Linked DNA regions of Mus musculus: region 2 is linked to region 1. Evidence: chromatin contacts called from ENCODE POLR2A ChIA-PET data. All regions are on one chromosome and are shown on one strand. The core of a region is the stretch at or near the end of the contact, and the rest is flanking DNA. Distances in the headings are between cores, read along the strand shown. Region 1 holds the start of Ripk1 (receptor (TNFRSF)-interacting serine-threonine kinase 1). Region 2 holds the start of Psmg4 (proteasome (prosome, macropain) assembly chaperone 4).

The links. ChIA-PET counts read pairs that join two places held with the same protein, here RNA polymerase II (POLR2A).
Region 2: POLR2A ChIA-PET joins it to region 1 with 14 read pairs in Patski. The contact joins the promoter of Psmg4 here to the promoter of Ripk1 in region 1. POLR2A ChIA-PET finds 5 or more read pairs at or near these places in 3 of 5 experiments (Patski and embryonic stem cell).

The regions. Positions count from the first base shown.
Region 1 is chr13:34,001,106-34,003,624 of GRCm38, forward strand. Ripk1 (receptor (TNFRSF)-interacting serine-threonine kinase 1) reads left to right here and starts at 1,258. Exons shown (of 11, transcript NM_001359997.1): 1 at 1,258-1,601. It also overlaps a transcript of Serpinb6a not described here.
Region 2 is chr13:34,161,701-34,164,219 of GRCm38, forward strand. Psmg4 (proteasome (prosome, macropain) assembly chaperone 4) reads left to right here and starts at 1,264. Exons shown (of 3, transcript NM_001101430.2): 1 at 1,264-1,549. The coding sequence starts at 1,376.

The sequences.
Region 1 (2,519 bases), core at 8-2,507:
GGAGAATCTGCACTCTATTATATACACACTCGTAAATAAAACAAACAAAAAACTTAAGGAAAAACAATGTACAGGAACCTGAAGAAGATAGCTCATGGTTCCTTCAGCAAAGTGCTTTCCATGGCAACATATGGATCTGAGTTCAATCCCCAGCACTCATACAGAAACAAACAAACAAAACTGGCCATGGAGACACCCCTGGTGCCTCTTGCCTTGGCCAGACAGCTTAGTCCATTCCACAAGCAAAAGGTAAAAGTAATACCTTGTATGGAAAAGAAAAAGATGCATTGTAAGAAGGAGCTAACTGGAGGTGGGCTCCTGGCCTCCCATATGTGGAGTTTTATACACACACACACACACACACACACACACCCAATCCCACCCGGAAAGAACTCCAAACAAACAAACAAACAAAAAACCCAACTTAAGTACATGTGTTTATACACTAGATGTATGTTCATTTGGGTACATACCTGTATGTGAAACTGATAAATCATACAGTAACCATAAAGGTTTTGCATTCTTTGCAGGAATGTATGTGATTTTCAGTTAGTGTACGTTTTTGTTAACATCGGTGAATGTTTGGGATTTGGGGGCATTTTATGTGTACTCTACATCAAAGTTGAGTTCCCCTAATGTCCTTTGACATTGAGCATCTTTTTAATGCTTATTTGTATGGTGAGGTATCTGGTAAAATGGCTGTGAATTTTCTTAAAGTGGTCGTGTGTATGGTTTAATAAGACTCCTTTATCGTGTCTTTTGTGGCCCTCTCTCTGTCTTGTCATATTTATCTTTTGACAATAAGGGATCACTGGACTATCGTGCAACTTTCTTCTTAATGACACCTGCAGCAACACAGTTTCTGCTTGGGGTTTCAACTACTATTTTCGAGGGCTACAAATTAATCACGTTTCTTCCTCGACAGGCTGCTGTGGTGGACGAACGATAATTTACCAGTGGTTCTGTCACCGTGTCACCTCTGAACCCACAAAGCTTGCAAAGGCCACTGTCGCACACAGCGCTATCTAGCGGGCCAAGCGGTCTCCGCCCTGACATATAGCAGCTATGACCGCCGTATTATTTTTTTTAAGGGCTCTCTCAGAACTCGCTCAGAAAGCAAGGCAAAAGTGCCATTCCTTCCGCCCGCGGGCCTCCGGGATGGTCGTGCTGCGAACCTGGCATGCTCAGTAGAGCTCAATGCCCAGCTGGGAGGCTGGCGCTCGCCCGTGCACACAGCCCCGGGGCGTGAGCAGAGGCGGAGACAGGGGCGGCCGCAGCCTAGCACCACCCCAGTAGTCCTTAGAGGAGGACCAGCGGCCCCCGGAACGGCCTCGGGAGCGCGGGTGTCGGTGCCGCTCACCTCCCGGGAGTCCAGCGGCGGTGCGGACCCGCGGAGGTGCGAGCTGGACGCGGCGGGAGGCGGCAGGCTGTGGGGGACCTGCGAGTGGCTGGGCGCCACTTCAGCACCGAACTCCGACCGGTCCTCGTCAGGGCCCAGGGCCGTCCCGGCCGGGCAGCCACGGCGAGGCGCCGCTCCTGACGTCCACCGCCCGTCCTTCCTCACCTAGGCCGGGGTACTTGGCCGCGGGAAGGCCTCTGAGGTAAGTCAGCGCGGGGGTCGAGGCCAGGGGCGCCGCCGCTAGTTTCCTCAGAAGCTGGTTTCCCGGAAGGGGCGGAGGCCGCGCGATTTCTGCGCGTGGACCGGAGGGCGGGGCTCGTTGTTTCCGGAAGCCGGGTGGCGGGCGGGACTTCAAACGTTCCCGGAAATCGAAAAGCGCGGAACTTGCTGTCATCTAGCGGGAGGTTGGACTCTTCTTGAGGTCGTTTTAGCTCAAGTCGAGACTGAAGGTGCGCCGTAGCCATGGTTACAGAGTGACTATGGAACGATTATTTTGGTAGGAATGACAGCTTCTTGAAGCTTTAGGACCCCAACAAGACTACCTAAATGTAACCTATCAACCCTGGACCTACCAGCTCTTTAAAAGGGTCTATTCCTGTTGTCTTGGGGCAGCAGGTGGCAGAGCAGTCGGTAGCTTTCATCGTTATTTTTGAGGTGAGCTGGCAAATCAGGAGTGATCTACGACCTCAACGAGAGACCAGTGTCAAACATCCAAGGCTTCTCTGGTCCTCAGTAGCATTTGCATTTATGGGTTGCTGCAGACCTTTTCTGAGTTGTGAAAAAGATAAGCCACATCCTCCTCACCTAAGCGTTGGACAGAGCCCACTGAGGATGGATGGTGCAGCCCAGGGTGACTCATTCTTTGTGTCTTGCAGATCATTTGATTTTCTTGCTCTTTTACTTTGTGCAAAGAGTTGAAGCTGTTTTAATCAAGAAATTCCACAAAAGACCTTTAGGAAAGTATTCTTTCTTAACACATGAAGACTCGATGGTAGAGTGAACTTTGGGATGCAATGACTTAATTGTGTAATTCTGTAGCCCCTGGAAAGATACTACTAAGGCTTGTGAGAAAGGTGAACTATCACAGCTGTATTGTATGTAGAAATATACTAGTCTTATT
Region 2 (2,519 bases), core at 14-2,513, 160 kb after region 1:
GAGATAAGGATGAGGTGGAAGAGAGAGGAAGAAGGAAGGAGGTCACCATGGTGTTGGTAGATCATGGGCACATGGTCAAGAGGACCAGCCTGATGGAGTAGGAATGGCCCAGGCTGAACATGGCCAGTGACATCTCTGGGATCACCATAAGAAAATAGGTAATATAGCATAGAGGGCTGATATCTGCCTAGCTCTAGTGCTTTTAAGCTTATTATAAATCTAAATGTTTCTGTATCTTTTATCTGGTAATGATATGGTCTGAAGTGGGGTAGAAACCCCCAATAGATATTTAAAGGTAACAAGGGGGTGTAGTAACCCCCTCCCCCCAACCCCCAACAATATTAACCACAAAGGCTGGGCTTGTTGCTTTTATAGTAATACCTCAGGAGCTCTATCACAGGAATATTTCCTTTTCCTCAGTGACTTGGGTCTTCCAGACAGGGCCTATCCCCTGATCTCCCATGATATTCCATAATCTATCTCCCTTGGGGACTAAGACATCTCACAGTGGATCCTCGGAGGGTCCCAAACCATACTCAAATCACATCACATTTTAAATCTCAATTTGATCCACTAAGAGTTACAGGAAATTTAAGCAGACTCTTTGCAGTTCCTAGAGTCTCCAAGTCTACTGTAAAAAGCTTGACAAACCGGGCAAGTTTTTACGCCTCTCAACCCACCAAGGGACTCATTCCAAACACTTTAGTGTCCCAGTAATTAAAATTAAAGGGTCCCAGGGCAGATATATCACCACCCTCCACAGGGCTTCCCTCTCTCACATTCTTTCTCAAATCTTAAAGGCTCCCTACTCATATTTCCATTTTGTACTCGAGGAAAGAGAGACAGAGAAGTTAAAGGGTTAGATCAAGACCCGAGCTTTACATGATAGCAGCTCAGGGTGTGCCTGCCTGTCTCTGAAGACCCTGTCCTCCCGCCATGGTCTATGCAGTTCTTTTTTACAGCTTTCTCCCAGGATCATTGCTGTTAAATTATGTTAGCTAGGTTAGAGACTTGCAGAGGTGGGCCTGGGAGGTGGTGGCTGCTAAAGCGCTCAAATTGTGTCCGTGTCTGGGCAAAGGAAGATGCTGAGAGTGGTTTCAGTCCACTAACATGCGCTCCTGGGAAGAAGGAAAAAGGACAGAGGTAGTTCAGTGGGTTCCTAGAGATCGCTGGCAGACTCCTAGGCGAGGCTGAAGGTACCAGGCTAGAGCAGGCGGAGGCCCTGTTCTAGGCCCCGCCCACTCATGCTCGCCCCACCCCACCTCGGCGCGCGCATCTGAAAGTGAAAGAGCGTTCCGCTTTTCGGAGCTCGCTCTCTCTGGTCTGGGAGCCCGCGCCTGCCCGGTCTCGGTGCTGTGGCCCGGTGGCTGGCGGGATGGAGGAGTCTCGGGCCGCTGCGGACGCGGACGTGTCGCTTCACAACTTCAGTGCAAGGCTGTGGGAGCAGCTGGTCCACTTTCATGTCATGCGGCTGACGGATTCGCTCTTCCTGTGGGTGGGAGCAACGCCGCATCTACGCAACCTCGCAGTGGCCATGTGCAGCCGCTACGTGAGTGTGGGCGGGGCCAGGAACTTGATGGCGATCTGGGGGCGGGGCCTAGCCGTAGTTGGGGGTGGGGTTGGGGGGACCGGTGGACCTCAAGGTGAAGGATCTGGGGTAGAGGGTGGGGACCGCTAAGAAGGGTTTGGGAGGAGAGAGACCAGTGGGAGTGAGGCTGGTCGCATGCGGCCCTGAGAGACATTCTTGAGGAGCTTCAGTGTGCCCTGGGGTCCTATTCTGAACACCTCAGGCTGGAGTCTCCTAGGGCTGCTTCTTGACTTGCGGGAACCCCGGAGTCAACCCACACGTGGACCACCTTAAAGGGAACTCATCCCAGCCCCTGAGCTCTGAGCTCACCAGAACATCGGCTCTCCTTGCACCAGCTTCCTGACATGTGCGCGTGCTACGTTTTACATTTTACATTGGGTTTAGACAACTTTTGTATTGAACTTGGAGCTTAGATTTGAGTGTCTGATAGGTACTTGACCAACAAACTCAAACCTTCCCCTTCTGTGACCTTTCATCTCTGTATGGGCAACTCTACCTATTCTGAGTGCTCTCTGGCTGTCTTTGGCCTTTCTTTCTCTCACAGGTCACGTGCCCAGAGCCTCTCCATCTCCAGGATAGGGGGTTGAATCCAAAGCTTTGCATGTGCTATGCAAATGCTCCACCACTGAGTTAAACTGCCTGTCCTCATCTCTTCCTTGAACACACCACTCATATTGGATGAAGGACTTACCTTACCCTCGGATGAGCTCACTTTGTGTGGGGGGCACATGCATATATATGCACCCAAATTTAGGAACATGCATGCACGTATGCATGCATACCATACACACTACATATAAGCAAAAAGATAAAACAATAAGATAGATCAGGGATTGCCATTCCTCTGCTAAAGACCCTTTGAGATGAATTCAGAGTATGATACTGAGTTTCTAGTGATCCCCACAGGGCCTGTTGCTTCTTAGTGTTCTTC